Regions from separate parts of the Homo sapiens genome. Here region 2 is linked to region 1. A link is an interaction called in ENCODE POLR2A ChIA-PET data of the cell type or tissue named here. Cell type or tissue: GM12878. All regions are shown on one strand.

Evidence for each region. Peaks named below come from ENCODE experiments on the same cell type or tissue, not always from the same donor. Only the 100,000 strongest peaks of a DNase experiment are listed, where the experiment ranks them.
Region 2: POLR2A ChIA-PET joins it to region 1 with 10 read pairs; 4 of 35 experiments call an interaction of 5 or more read pairs at or near these places.

What each region holds. Positions count from the first base shown.
Region 1 is chr14:102,897,211-102,905,210 of GRCh38, forward strand. TRAF3 (TNF receptor associated factor 3) reads left to right here. Exons shown (of 12, transcript NM_145725.3): 10 at 51-191; 11 at 6,045-6,219. Among named protein-coding and RNA genes, the nearest start is that of AMN, 21 kb to the right of the region's middle. RefSeq lists enhancers at 2,974-3,475, 3,476-3,975, 4,294-4,723. In GM12878, no CTCF peak of the experiment used is centred here; DNase peaks (open chromatin) are centred at 1,651, 1,921 and 4,711; H3K4me3 peaks cover 2,833 bases; H3K27ac peaks cover 6,722 bases.
Region 2 is chr14:102,815,956-102,823,955 of GRCh38, forward strand. The region is part of intron 1 of TRAF3 (TNF receptor associated factor 3); the gene reads left to right. Among named protein-coding and RNA genes, the nearest start is that of TRAF3, 43 kb to the left of the region's middle. RefSeq lists enhancers at 3,308-3,387, 3,648-3,847, 3,968-4,077, 4,118-4,187. In GM12878, no CTCF peak of the experiment used is centred here; a DNase peak (open chromatin) is centred at 3,466; H3K4me3 peaks cover 4,736 bases; H3K27ac peaks cover 7,463 bases.

The DNA of each region.
Region 1 (8,000 bases):
TAATATGAAAACCACTTTTGGTTACATTAATTAAAGAATTTCTTTTTTAGGTTTCCTTGTTGCAGAATGAAAGTGTAGAAAAAAACAAGAGCATACAAAGTTTGCACAATCAGATATGTAGCTTTGAAATTGAAATTGAGAGACAAAAGGAAATGCTTCGAAATAATGAATCCAAAATCCTTCATTTACAGGTAAGAATCTTAGGACTACGGCCAGATCAAAGGGTGGAGGAGCTTGCCTGTGTTCCCCTTAAGGGTTTCTTAGCAAACTCTTTGAGCTGAGTCCTTGACCTTTGCAAGCAGAAAGGCAACTGATTTCTCTGGCCTAAGTGAAGGCTTAGAAAAGGCAGCTGGACTAGCACAGGCCCGGCCTGGGAAGCCGCAGGTCAGCGTTTTCAAACTGCCTTTTCTCTGGAGAGCAAGCCTCCACCCCTCTTCCATGCCTTTGATCTACCGTTGGAGAAATAAGATGCGAAGCTTGTATTTGTTAAATTAGCTGTTTTTATTATTTAAGATTTCATATTGTTCATGAGTAGTTGCTGTGTGCAAAGTCTCACTTCCTGCAGTGAGGTGCTGTGCAGCCCAGCTACTCTGTGTGAGCTTTCCAGTGACACGCGCTCACCCGCTGGGTTTCACTGTGGAAATCCACACGCACCTCCAGAAGAACAAACCAGTGAACCTTTGCTCCCCTGAATAGAGGCGATGATGTAAAGGGGACTGATGAAATGTCGCTTCTCCTGTCTTCTGTCGTCACAGGTGTCTGTGGGGTGCTTGTTAATAGATGATCATTGTAGATGCTCTCTGCACATTCACTTACTCGTGTGCATTTGTGATAGCACTTCCCATGGGTGTGTCACACACCGTGGAAGAATCACTCATGTCACTGAAGGGCCTGAACTTAGACGGTGTGTCCCTAGATTATCTGGAAGAGAAACTACTTCTAATAGCACAGAGTCATGGCATCTTTGAGAATGCCTTTTCTCCAATTTTTGACATTGGAGATGAGTCATAGTGACTTGAATTGCGTAGGGATTTATTAAATTAATTTCATTTTTATTATATTTTGTAGTTATCCAGAGAGAGAAGGAGAAAACACAATGAAACATTAGATTGTATTAGAAAAGGCACAAGTCATTAGCATTAAATCAAGCCAAATAAAGTACAATGTTTCTTAAAACACCAAGCCTCCCGCTGGAAGCCCCTAGCATTTTGCTGAGGGCCCAGTGATGTGTCAGTCATCAGACTGGCCAAGGCGACTGGTCAGGCCACTGCTGCGGGGCCCTGGCCATCCTGTGGCCCGCCTGCACCTGCGCTCCCTGGCAAGCAGCTCTGGCTGTTCATGAGATTATTGCTGTGTTTTGACCTGGGGCTCAGAGAGGCACTGGAAAGGCCGGGGAAATCACCTCTTAAAATAGCCACAACAGAAGGAAGAATGCACAAGTACTGGATTCATTTACAACAAAAAGTTAGAATATACACAGTGATGTACCAACGCCCCATCCCAAACCTCACATTTCCTCTGCATTCATCTTCAGTTTCTCCCCTTCCAGTCAGGTGTTGTCATTTACTTTCCTTTTTAGTCGAGTTTAATCACTCTATGGTATGTGATTTCTACTTGAAAACTTTTGTGATTGGATGAACCAATGAAGCATAAGTCAGAAAGAAAGGGGGAAGCCAAGTTGCCAAGGGCAGAGAAGTGAGGATGGAGTGGTGACGGCAGCGGTCAGTGTCCCTTGACCTGTGACGAGTAGAAGGTGATGGCGCACCTGCCTCTTCCCCACAGGAGGCTGGGCGTGGCGGAGAGCAGGTTGTGTTTAGGGAAGGGACTCAGAGCAGGCTGCCCGCGCCTGATTCCCCTGAGTGCAGGGACACGGCTCTGCCTGAAACATGTGAAAACTCTTCTCCATGTGACCTGTTGAGCAGGCGTGGTCTACACAGAAGGTCCTTCCAACCGTGTGGTTTTTTGAAAGGGGAAATTCAGTGTTACCTTTGGGACCACTGTGGGGTTGGTGGTCTTTGGCCAGGAGGATTCTGCACTGTCCATCCTCAGGAAATGCTGATTGAAAGCCTTCTGATGCCCAGAGGTGCTGGCTGTGTGGGAGCTGCACGGGGCCAGGCCATCCCTCTGCTGCTGCAGGCCCCGCCTACCCTCTTGAGCAGCAGCCCAGCTCAGCCGTGTTCCCCACTGTTTCATCCTCAGAGCCCTTCCTGTTGCCCCAGGAAGGGTTTATCGTAAAATCTTACTGTGGCCCAGAAAACCTCTGTGCCTGGCCACCGGTCACCTTCCCAGCTTCGCCCCACTCCCTGCGCTAAAGTGGACCCGCTCATTGTTCCTTGACAAGCTCCATGCTGCTGCACAGATGTCTTTTTCTCCTGCTTCCCTTCCTGGCCAGCTCCAGGCACTCCTCCAGCCATGTTTGTGGACCAGCTAGGTGATGAGGGCACACGTCACTTGGGGTCTTCTTCTTTCTTCCTTGTCTGATTCTCCAGTAGACCCTAAAGCCCTGGTGATGGCGGGAGTCGAAGCACAGAGGGCCCGATGGCCTGGCTGTGGCAGTGGGGGTGCAGGCAGGGGGTCAAGGAGTGGAATTCAAGAGTGTCTTTGCTTTTTTGCCTGTCCGGGGAACGATGAGTTCTTAATATTTTACTTCTTAAATATCCTGTTTTTCTTTATTAAGAAGACAGCCAGGCCGGATGCAGTGGCTCACATCTGTAATCCCAGCACTTTGGGAGGCCGAGGCGGGCGGATCATGAGGTCAGGAGATCGAGACCATCCTGGCTAACACGGTGAAACCCCGTCTCTACTAAAAATACAAAAAATTAGCCAGGTGCGGTGGTGGGCGCCTGTAGTCCCAGCTACTCGGGAGGCTGAGGCAGGAGAATGGTGTGAACCCGGGAGGCGGAACTTGCAGTGAGCCGAGATAGCGCCGCTGCAGTCAGGCGTGGGAGAAAGAGCAAGACTCCGTCTCGGAAAAAAAAAAAAAAAAAAAAAAAGACAGCCTAGGCCGGTAGGCCGGACACGGTGGCTCACACCCATATTCCCAGCACTTTGGAAGGCCGAGGCGGGTGGATCACGAGGTCAGGAGTTCAAGACCAGCCTGGCCAAGATGGCGAAACCCCGTCTCTACTAAAAATAGAAAAATTAGCTGGGCGCAGTGGCAGGCATCTGTAATCCCAGCTACTCGGGAGGCTGAGGCAGAAGAATCACTTGAACCCAGGCGGCAGAGGTTGCAGTGAGCAAAGATTGCGCCATTGCACTCGAGACTGGGTGACAGAGCAAGACTGTCTCAAAGAAAAAAAAGAAGATAGCATAGGTGCGAGCATGACCCAGGCTTCTGGTGTCAGTGGACTAGATGAACTGGTGGTTCTTACAGTCAGGGGGTCCACAGGGCACACGTAGAGGAGCACGCACTGGGACAGAAGGCAGGGACGTCCATCCACGCGGCCTTCACTCAGGCTGCCGGCACCACCGGGCTTCTCACAGCGCCGGGCTTGTGTGCCAGGGTCGCAGTGGCCTGAGAGTGAGGCATCACAGCAGGTGACACGGTTGCAGCCCTGGCATGCAAGTGTATAAGGCTCACGGGCTGATGCTCCCTGAAGGCAAACCTTCTGATTTGGATTGTTGATGTGGAGTGCAGTCTGTCTCTTCAGCTCTGTGTCGGAGTCTTTTTTCTGTACAATTCCATACCTGCACTTGAGATTTATTTTTTATAGAAACTGCAGTGACTGAGTGTAGACCGTTCTTCAAGGATGAAATCACGTTTGCTGCGTTTTAGAGAACACTTGATGTGACTCTGCGTTCTGCTTTGAAATGGTGCCATTGATACAGATGAAGTGCCTGTTTTAAAAATAGCCCGAGTTCCCTTGCTGCTCATGGAGACGCCTTTTATTTAGTCGTGCTGGTCTGTGCATGCGGTGCACGCATGTTGTGTGTTCCTGACTCGGGGGCCCCTGCTGTGTGGGGGAGTCCTTGCTGGAGACTCCCCGTTCTGTGCTTGAGGTCAGGCGTGCCCTTGCGTAGCACAATCGCGGGGAGGGGTGGCTCGGTGCCATCCCCCTCTTAACCTCGGGGGCCTGAGGCTCAGCGTGAGGCGCAGCTTGTCTTGGGCCACCCTGCCTGGGACTCATGCTTCATTTCGGGGTTTGCTAAGTTACAAAGGGCGTCTCTCAGACCTCTGTTGATCAGGTTTTCATTAACTTTCCCCTGCCACTCGCGAGCACCCCTGCCAGCTCAGTGTGCGTGTTAGAAGGTGGAGATGCGAGAGGCTTCCGGTGCTCACTAGAGGAGCCGTGTATTTGGATGTTCAGTGTCGTCAGTGGTATTGTCCCCCAGCAAATAGACTTGGTGAGCTAATTAAATATCCTTCTGAACATGTATGATTGTGTAAAATAAAGGGACAGTGACAGTGTCAGTTTAAAGGGACAGTGACAGTGGAAAGAGGTGTTCTTTAGAGAAATTATCCTTACTTTTTAGAGGTTAACTAATATCATGTTTCTTGGAAAGAACAGGAAGAATAACACTGCTTTTACGCCCAAAAAGCCACCCAGACCTGTCATGTTTGTGTCTTTGTGGTTAATAACAGCCAGCAAAGGTGCTGAAACCTAGATGTTTAAAAATAGACTTCCAAAAGGAGAAGTGAATTCAGGGGGCCCTGGGGCCCGCCCCTCGAGCACCCGGTGTGGCCCTCAGCTTGTGAGGTGGCTCAGTCATTCCACAGCTGCATTGAGCACTGAACTCTCCAGCCATCACAAGCTGCTTGAAAATGCACATCATTTTTTGAAGTGAAAACCCTTTAAGTCCCTGGCTTCATCTCACAGGTGGACACTCCAGCCCCTTAACACAGACTGGGCCACCAGGGCGGAGTACAGCTCCCACCCCTCCAGGTAGTGACAAATATGAGCAGCCTGTGTGTTTTGGGAAAGGGCTTTCTGAATTAGTTAAATGAAGTAGCATAAAGTCAGGCCTGGTTACTGGCAGCCTCGTGTGTTCGTGGCAGGGTTTCTGCGTTCCTGCCTCCCTCGCTGGGGCCTGGCAGCCTGAGTGTGGAGCTGGAGGGGGAAGACCCCTGCGTCTGCAGCATCGGCCCACTGGGTTTCACCTAGGGCCTGAGGACATGCCTTGGGGCCCTTTCCTGCCACCATCCAGGTGGGAGGGGTCTGAGGAGTGGGAGTCTTCTCCTGGGACCCTGGGGTCGTTCTGGGGAACCCCCTGCAGCCACAGAGACAGGACTGTGCTTCTGCCCCAGACCCAGCAGCAGGGTAGGAGGCCTTTAGACGTTCCAAGGGAAGATGAGGCCACATGGGCATGATTCTGGCATCCTAAACCTGAGACCCTGTGGCAGCCATGCAGGGCCACCTGTCCCGTGGGACCTGCACTTACAGGGGTGAGGCCTCTCTGGGAAGCAGGGACCCTCTGTATTATGGCCCCCGAGGTATACGAGGGCTGCAGAGGAGATGTCCATGGGAGCCTTGTGGCCCCGCACAGGTGCTGTGGCCTGGGAGAAGAGCTGGGAGGGACACATGGGAGTGTGAGGGTGAGGTCGGATCCTGGTATCTGAACAGGAGAGCTGGTGGGGTTGGCTGATGCCAGGGTGTGGGTGTGTGAGAAACAGGCGGGCAGGCGGCACCAGTGCCACTGTGAAACAGGGAAGCCTGCTGTGGGCAGCAGAAGCATGAGCTGCTGCCTGCCCCAGAGACAGTGGAGACCTCTCCCCTGGTCTTCTGAACACTTGCCACCTGTCACTTTGCTTTCCTGATGGCTCTCTGTTGACAAAGCAAGCTGACTTAGTGGAGCCTCCTGTTGTTTTCTTCCATGTGGCTTCATGTCACCTCGAGTGCTCCCTGCCGGCACAAGCACTTGATCCCAGGGAGCTCCCAGGAGGCCTGATGCAGAGCCCCACTCCTGGAGTCAGAGCCGCGGGTGGCAGGCCTCATACAGGGGCCTCTGACTGTTCTGCTCCTAGCCTGTCTGTATTTGATGGAAGGTGGTGCAGCATTTTCCGAGTCCTAACTGTGTTTTGCTTTTTAACACCTTTGGTTTGGAAGCGAGTGATAGACAGCCAAGCAGAGAAACTGAAGGAGCTTGACAAGGAGATCCGGCCCTTCCGGCAGAACTGGGAGGAAGCAGACAGCATGAAGAGCAGCGTGGAGTCCCTCCAGAACCGCGTGACCGAGCTGGAGAGCGTGGACAAGAGCGCGGGGCAAGTGGCTCGGAACACAGGTGAGGCAGGGGCCGGGGCCGGGCCAGCAGTGTGCATCTGGGCCCCGGGCGAGTGCTGGGGCGGGGTCCGTGGGATGAGGGCTATGTTAGGTACATGTGCCTTAGGACAGTTTTTTCTAATTATGGGTAACACGCAGAGGTGTGATGACTTTCCTACTGAAAGTCCCCCAGCAAAGACAAACGTTTCCCGCGCAGGCTTGTCCCCTCCGTGTGAGGCCCTACATGGTGTAGAAAGTAGGGGCAGCTGCAGCCACGGGAAGCTGCAAAGCCCTCCTGGGAGAGACTGGCCGCAGGGTGACCCACAGGACAGGCCCAAGCGCAGATGGCAGAGGCCAGGACCTGCTGGTCGGGGCGCCCCAGACCCCACTCCTAAGGGCCAGGGGGCAGCAGTCCCACCGCGCTCTGCCAGCATGTTTCTGATCCACAAGCAGATGTGGGCCTATGGCTTTGGGGACTGAAAGAGTATTGGGAATATTTACATGAGGAGGATTAATGGCAGAAAGGAACACAGATTACCGGTGTGTGTGTGGGGCCGGATGAAGCAGGCAGAGAATGAGGTTGGAGGAGAGGGGAGCAGCTTCGCCTCCAAGAGAGCAGAGGCCACCTGTGGGTGCTGAGGCCGGAGGGAGGAGTGGGGAGAGCACAGCTGTCTCCTGCTCCCAGGAGCTCCCACCAGCGGGCTTCCCAGGAAGCCACAGTGGAGCACTCTGTCTTGGACCCTGCAGTGAGGTGTCCTTTGACACACAGGCAGGTCAACCGCCCAGGACATCCCCTGTCAGCAGTCTGTGCCTAGTAATGTGTCCAGACAGACAGGGCTGTGGGCATGAGAGCTGTGGTAGAACTGGGGCAGGGACCTGGGCTCTTCCCTGGGAGGCGGTGGCCTCAGGACATCTTCTACACAGTTTTGCTGGTGTTACCCCCAGAAACCACAGTGATTTTTATATTGTTGCTTCAGATGCTGGTATGACTGGGCATGGTGGTGTGGCCTATAGTCCCAGTGCTTTGGGAGGCTGAGGCAGGAGGATTACTTAAGCTCAGGAGTTTGATGCCAGCCTGAGCAACAGAGCAAGACCTTGCCTCTTTAAAAATTAAAAAATGAGGCCGGGTGCAGTGGCTCACGCCTGTAATCCCAGCACTTTGGGAGGCTGAGGTGGGCAGATCACGAGGTCAGGAGATTGAGATCATCCTGGCTAACACGGTGAAACCCCATCTCTAGTAAAAATACAAAAAGTTAGCCGGGCATGGTGGCGGGCGCCTGTAGTCCCAGCTACTCGGGAGGCTGAGGCAGGAGAATGGTGTGAACCCGGGAGGCGGAGCTTGCAGTGAGCCGAGATTGTGCCACTGCACTCCAGCCTGGGCGACAGAGCGAGACTCCATCTCAAAAAAAAAAAAAAAAAAAGAGCCAGGCACGGTGGCTCACGCCTGTAATCCCAGCACTTTGGGAGATCGAGGCAGGTGGATCACCTGAGGTCAGAAGTTCGAGACCAGCCTGGCCAACATGGCGAAACCCTGTCCCTACTAAAAATACAAAAATTAGCCAGGCGTGGTGGCAGGCACCTCTAATCCCAGCTGCTCAGGAGGCTGAGACAGGAGAATCGCTTGAACCTGGGAGGCAGAGGTTGCAGTCAGCTGAGATGGTGCCACTGCACTCCAGTCTGGGCAACAGAGCGAGACTCCGTCTCAAAAAAATGAAATAAAATAACGAGTGCTGGTGCAGCTTTGCTTTCCTAACCTCTCTGACGTTCACCTGTCTCATTCACCAAACCCTCCTCACCTGTGGC
Region 2 (8,000 bases), 81 kb before region 1:
GAGATGAGATTTGGGTGGACACAGAGCCAAACCGTATTACTATTCTTTCTCCATTGAATGGTCTTGGTGCCCTTATCAAAAATGTATTTTCCATAAAAAAACACCAATTGACCATAAATATAAGGGCTTATTTCTGGACTCTAAATTCTATTTTTTTTTTTTTAAGAAACAGGGTCTCACTCTGTTGCCCAGGCAGGAGTGTAGTGATGCCATCTCAGTTCTCTTCAACCTCCGCCTCCTGGGCTCAGGTGATCCTCTCACCTCAGCCCCCCAAGTAGCTGGGACTACGAGCACATGCCACCACCCTCGCCTAATTTTTGTATTTTTTGTAGAGATGGGGTTTTACCATGTTGGCCAGGCTGGTCTCGAACTCCTGAGCTCAAGCAGTCCACCCTCCTCAGCCTCCCAAAGTGCTACGATTACATGCATTAGCTACCATACACCGATTGTACAGGCCACAGGCTAGCCCCACACACCAGATTTTGAAGATTAAGTGTGGTTTAAAAAAATGCAAAATATCCTGTTAATAATTTTTGATAATATTACATGTTGAAATGATAAAGTTTAATGTTGTGTTAAATAATACACAGTAAATTTTACTGACTTCTTTTTACTCTTTAATTGTAGCTGCTAGGAGATTTAAAATTATTTTTGTGATTCTCGTATTTCTGTTGGACCAGAGGTATTTTTTAATAGCATGACATTCTGTTACATGGTTGATTATATGATGATCATATGATTGTGGCAGTTTCTTGATTCGATTCTCTGTTGTTGGACACTTAGGTTGTTTCCAGTCTTCTCTGTTTTCCACGGTGCTGTGATGACTGACACTGTGGATGGGTAGTCATGCACTCCTGTGCCCGCTGCCAGGAAAGAGCTCATAAGGAGGACCTGGGAAGCATTTGCTGCACTTCTGAATCTAGCGCATGCAGACTCGACCCTGTGGGTCGAGCTTTGGTGAGAAGTGGTTGGATTTGGAACGTATCTTGAAGACGAAGCTGACTGTCTTTGCTGATGGATTGGATGTATGGCATGTGAGGAAGGGGGTCCTTTATGATCTAAGGAATTGGATGGTGCCATTTCCTGAGCCAGGCATTGCCAGAGGCAGATCAGAGAGGAACGGGTACCAAGGGCTCAGTGTTGGACCTGTTAGGTTTGAGATGCCTTTTTGATGCTCAAGTGGAGATGTTGAGTTGGTTATTGGATATACAGGTCTGGGGGAATTACAGGGAAAGGGGTGCTGGAGATATATTTGAGAATTATGAAAAGCTGTTTGAGCATCAAGCAGGATGGGTGAGACTTGACCACTGGATTTTGCAACTTGAAGGTCTTTGGGGACTTGGACAAGACTGGTGTCAGGAGGCATGACAAGTGGAAGTTTTCAGGGGAGAATGGGATGTGTGTGTTAACAGCTTCTTGAAAGAGTTTTCTCTAAAGTAGAATGATGGGGGAGTGGGGGTGCTGGGGACACATTAGCACTTACCGTGCTCTGGAAGGCAGGGTGTTCAGGAGGGAGGTTGACAGAGGAGGGCCTGGGATCCAGTGCCAGAGTAGAGGGTGGACCTTGCCCATGGGATCTGGAGGGAGGGCAGAGTAGACAGGCAGGCCTTCCTTTCAGCAGTGGGAGGAGGAGAAAATACCAGCTTGCCCCTTTCCAAAAGCTGAGAGTAAGGGTGACAAGGGGGAAAGAGGTATTATAGGTATGCTATGGAGTTAAAGGTAAAGTTTGCATGAATTTCGAATACAAAATGTAATACTTCATATCCATTGAGTTGCTTCAAAGTGCTTATCCTCAGGGTTCTCTCTCCTGTGCCTTTGGGGGTACTTTGGTGAAAAAGTTTGAGAAGCCACTTCATTATTGTAGTCTATTGTTACGTTGTTAAGTCTCACCCAAGTGAGTATTTAACCTTAAAGAGTTTGAGATTCACTTGCCTATTTTGTTATCCATAATAGAGCTTTTGCAGCTGCTCCAAATATCCCTCCATTTGTGCATCTTAATAGTTGTTTGGCAATCACCTTATTCTGCACTGGGAAGGCTGGAGAGGGGTGGGGAGCTGCGGGGTGTCTGGAGGCAGTATGGCGAGCTCGAGATTCCCACCCTTTCAGAGATGAGGTGGTGGAGGCAGGCAGGGCCTACTAGGCTTCTGAAGCAACACTCGCCAGGGACATTTTAGTGACCTTTTCCCCGTGTTCTCAAAACACTTTACAAATACACCATTTGTCTTTAATTCTGGCAGGGTGGTTTGGGTGAGCTGGGGGTAGTGCTGTTAGCCAACCTTTTACAATATTTAACAATCAGTAGAGATTAAAAGCTGTTTGGCCTCTTTCCCATTGATCACATAGCCTTTTTCTTTTTGTACAATTTTAGTATGATTAACCCTCCCACCCCCATTAAAGTTCTTCAGCCTTCTTAGTAGAAAGCTCTGTGAAGTTTGATTCACCCACGGAAGTTACTTCATGGAGTGGAAGCATTTGAGAAATCAGATCTTGGCTTTCTTCTTGTGGACAGATCAGGTGGCTGAGGCCTGGAGGGAGCTTGATTTGAGATGAGTAGTTTGTATGCCTGACTAAGTCAAGTAGCCACTTACTTCCCTTCACACTTAATCAAATCCTAACTCTCTAACTGAAACTTTGTACCATTTGACCAGTACCTCTCCTTTCCCCATTCCCCCGCTCCCAGCCTCCGTAACCACTGTTCTACTCTACGCTTCTTCACCTTCTACTTTCTTAGATTCCACATATAAATAAGACCATGTGGTATCCGTCACATATTTCACTTAGCATAATGCCCTCCAGGCTCTTCTGTGGCCATGGATGATAATCATGTATTGTATATTTCAAAATTGCTAAAGAGTAGATCTTAAATGTTTTCATCACAAGAAAAGGAACTTGGTGAGGTGATGGATAGATTAACTAGTTTGATTTAATCATTTCACAATGTATACATAGATCAAAACATCCCATTGTATCTTATAAATAAATACAATTTTTTTTGTCAATTAAATTTTTTAAAAATTACAAGAGGCTGAGGTGAGGTTACAGTGAGCTGTGATCATGCCACTGCACTCCAGCCTGGGTGACGGAGCAAGACTCTGTCTCTAAAAAAAAAAAAAGTGAAGTTAAAAATTAATTAATTTAAAAAAATCCCAACTCTTCCATCACCCCAGCCCTGCATCCTTCTCCCTTCCCCCAAGACCCCCTCCCCTGCCACTATGCTCTGATTCCTAGAGCGGTGTGTCCCTGTCCTGCCACTCTTGCTGTGCCTGTGGCTGTCCCTGTTCCTTGGGTAGCTTCCCTGTTACTCCTCAGGGGCTTCCCTGGCCACCCTCTGCTCGGGCCCTTCCTGAGTGTTACATCAGCACCTTTCTTGCCCGCACCCACCACCAGCCACAGCTTGTGTTTGCCGTGTGAGCCGGAGCACTTGTTTGTCACCTCACGGTCTTCCCCTCCATGAGGGCAGGCACGGCAGTCTTGCTTTCATTCTTGCTTTCATGCAGTCTACCCAGCTGTGGGCGAGATGTGTGCACATCGCTCAGCATGTTTGTAGAATGAACACATGTATAAACTAGACTTGAATGGAGATTATTGTTCTCTCCTGGCCATTAAAGGTGCTTCTTCCTGCTGCTCATTTACATCTCAGGTGTTACCATCTCTGGCCAGTGCCTGCCCTGTTGTTGTCATCTAACAGTCATGGGACCACACCTTTGTGACTCTCAGGGCCAGAGGTGTTTGGGAATGTGGAATTTTTGAGATTTTTAGAACAGAAATAGTGAAAGTACCGTATAGTATAGGACATCCTAGGCAGCACCATATAATCAAGCACATTAAGATTTTTGCAGCAAAAAGTATATGAATATTCACACTAAGTGGGACAGTGAGACTATGAATAGCTTCACATCAGATCAGGGCATACCGCCAAGTGAGTTATGAACATGCTTTCAGTTTTCAGAGAGCTTTTTGGATTTTCAAATTGCAGAGAAGGGATTATGGACCTGTCTTAGTGAGCATCTGCTTGTCACGCATTATGCAGCGTGCTGAAATACAAAGGAAGAAAACATCACGCCTGCCCTCCCGTGTAGGGGGTGGGTGGTCACCACATGCGGGTGGTGAGCCCATGCTGGGAGGGCACTCCCGGCAGGTCCTGTTGTTCTCCCTGTCATCTCCCCCTTTCCTTTGCGAGCGTCCTCTACAGGTGCGGTTTCAGGTGAGCCACATGGGGGGCTGGCAGAAGGGGCACTGCATTGTGACGCAGGGTCAAATGTGTCCCTCTCAGAGTGTAGGAGGTAACCGTTCTGGATCGCCTGGATCCTGCCCTTGGGTCTGGCTGCCCGGGTCCAAGGAGGAAAGGGCCGACTCCAGGTGATGCTGCAGACCAGGAGCGCTGCCCTCACTTCCTAACCTTCTGCACTTGGGTGCCGGGGCCCCCTCTCTGCAGTCACACACTCTGCCCTCTTAGCTGGGCCTAGAGCTTTAAACATTAACTGGATTCAACATACGTTTTTCTGACTTTTTAAATATAATGAGTATAGTTTTATTTTAATGTTTTTCAGATGCATTTTGATGTAGGTAGGTACCTTTACATTTTAAAAATTTATTTGCTTTCTGAAATGGGACCAGCATATATATATATATATATATATATATATATATATATATATATTTTTTTTTTTTTTTTTTTTTTTTTTTTTTTGACAGGTTCTTGCTCTGTCACCCAGGCCAGAGCACAGTGGTGCAATCACAGCGCACTGCAGTGCAGCCTCAATCTCCTGGGCTCAAGCGATCCCCCACCTCAGCCTCTTGAGTAGCTGGGGTTATAGGCACCCACCACCACACTTGGCTAAGTTTTAAAAAATTTTTTTATAGAGACAGGGTCTCACTATGTTGACTAGGCTGGTCTTGAACTCCTGGGTTCAAGCAGATCCTCCTGGCTCAGCCTCCCAAAGTGCTGAGATTACAGGCATGAACCACCACACCCTCCTGGTACCTGCATTTTGAAAATGTTTCATTGCCAAGCCTGCAGGGAAGTCTGCCCTTTTTTTATTAGAAAATGAAGAGCTAATTCTGAAATATGCCTACTAAATATGCATATCTCAAGCACTTTAAAAGGATGTAGGGTGAAATAGTCTGTTCCTGAAGCAAATATCACTGTGTGTTCATTCCATTATTTCCGTAGCTTTTCTGTGGCTTTTGATAAGTTGTGTAGAATGTATTAAGTCTCATCTGAAAATGTATATTAAAGATTGTTCTTTTAATTTAAAATGATTTGTCCAAGGTACTTGACTTAATGATTCAAGATTTAATGAGCCGTGACACTTTTAGTAACACCGTCTCAATCTTTCAGATTTTATAAAAGATATTAAAGTTTTCAGAAAGTTGAGAATGGTCTTTTGTAATGTATTTTAAGATAGTTAAGAATAGAGTTTATATAATTAAGATTAGGATTTGTATTGCAAAAACTCCCTTCAAGACGCATTTTGGGCCTTTATGAGCGAGTAATCATGACAGGACAGAGTGGCTTCACCCACAGTTTTGTGGTTAATATTTGCAAGTCGTTTATTTAACAAGGTTGAAAAGAGGCTTCCTGGTGTCTTTTATAATTATCCTTTTCTGGGGACCAACTTATAAAGTAAAAAATACCTGGTGGCATTATCTTTGCTTCAGATGTATTATGTTTATGGAATTGGAAATGTTTGATTTCTTAGTGTGTGTGTATCAGTGGATTATGTAGTTTAAAATGTTTGCATCTGTATTGCATGCATAAACATGTCCGTTTCCAAGTGTGGCCTTTAAATACTCAGGGTTTTGTGGCCGGGCACGGTGGCTCACGCCTGTAATCCCAGCACTTTGGGAGCCCGAGGCAGGCAGATCATGAGGTCGGGAGTTCGAGACCAGCCTGGCCAATATGGTGAAACCCAGTCTCTACTAAAAATATAAAAATTAGCCGGGTGTGGTGGCGTGTGCCTGTAATCCTAGCTATTCGAGAGGCTGAGACAAAAGAATTGCTTGAACCCTGGAGGCGGAGGTTGCAGTGAGCCAAGATTGTGCCACTGCACTCCAGCCTGGATGACAGAGTGAGACTCCATCTCAAATAAAATAAAATACAATAAAATAAAAGACTGAGGGTTTTTTAAAAGGTCATAATAGAAAAATTTTATGTGTTTTAATTGTTTAAATGTTTTCTTCGGGATTAAAAAAACCTGAATGTATTCTGGGAAAATGTTAAATGGATGCAACACTATAAGATTTTCCACAGAAATATGTTATTCACCGTGAAGCACAATGGGAAGGCTCCATTAGCACTTTAGATGGTATCATAACTTTGGAAAAACCATTTCACCATGCGAGTATTTACAAAAACTGAAGCTGTCCCTGTCAGGTTTTGACAGAGCTTAGCTATATAGGTAGTAAGTGACGCAGTGCCAAAACCAGTCTTAAATTACCTATGTTGTCAATATGCAGATTTTCTCTATTTAGTATTTAAGCTATGAATTTACCAATCTGAGTAACTTGAAATGCAGTATCATAAAAAGAATCAGATCTACCAAACTGAAAATGTGTGCGTATCTAAAGTAGTTTCTTTTCTTGATTTTGGTTAAGTTAACAGGAGTATCTTCACATCTGTAATTTCTGGTAACTTAATGAGAACACACTGAACTTTTGGGTCACAATAAATTTTCCCATTATGTAAAATATTTTACACACCGGTTGACTCATTGTGAATTGTGAGTCGACATGATTCTCTTCCTGCGGAAAACAGAAACACATGCTGGCCGGGCGCTGTGGCTTATGCCTGTAATCCCAGCACTTTGGGAGGTGAAGGCGGGTGGATCACCTGAGGTCAGGAGTTCGAGACCCAGCCTGACCAACATGGAGAAACCCTGTCTCTACTAAAAATACAAAATTAGCCGGGCATGGTGGCACATGCCTGTAATTCCAGCTACTGGGGAGGCTGAGGCAGGAGAGTTGCTTGAACCCGGGAGGCAGAGGTTGCGGTGAGCCGAGATCACGCCATTGCACTCCAGCCTAGGCAACAAGAGTGAAACTCCATCTCAAAAAAAAAAAAAAGAAACACATGTTATTGTAATGATGATTTGAGCCAATTACAGGATTGTGCTTATGTTACCACATTGACTAGGTGCTTTCTGTGAGTTGGGTTGTTGAAGAGTTTGAGGTAGACAGATGGCAGTGGGTGGGAATGAGCGGGGAGCTTTTGTTAGGTTTAGGGAATGTGGTCTTTCCACCATCATTTAGTTGTTTATTTTATGCATAGGCTTATTTTCGTTCTTGTGAGCATTATGTTGAGTTAATGTGTTTTCTTTGACCTCAAACCTTCTGAAATGTTTCTGGGTCTTAAAGATTCAGGTATTATTTATTTCATAGTAGACAGAATCAAGTAAATGAATACTTTCTTGGGGGAGAGTGTTGATAAGTTCCATAGCGACACCTCTCCCTCATGATTAAAAGTGCTACATTTGCACAAATATGTGACTTATATTTTATATTAAAATTAAGATCAACTTTTTTCTTGAGAAGTTGTTGAACTTTTAGATTTGGGAGAGGGGGAGTTCTCACAGGAATTATGAATTGTTTTGACTAGTGAGAAGCTTATTTAACATTTTTGGAAGGAGTACCCCAAAAGTAATGCATCTTTTGGCATAGTGGAAACTTGCAGTAACGTTTTCTTGTTGTTTTTTAATTGATTGGGTGACCTGCATCTCATTAAGTGGTGTCTATTGGATGTTTGGCCTTTGGCTTGATTGTGTCCGCTTTTAAAAAATAACTTTATTGAAATCGTCACATTCCATACAATTACCTATTTAAAGTGTCCATGTCTGTGGTTTTTAGTATATTCACAGAGTTGTGCAGCCATTGCCTACTTTGGACATTCTATGGAAATGCGGTTGACAGGATGTGTTTTCTGTGTGCAGTCTCTGTCACTAAGCACCATATTTTCATTCATATTGTGCATGTATGCATCGGTTGTTCCTTGTTAATGTCGA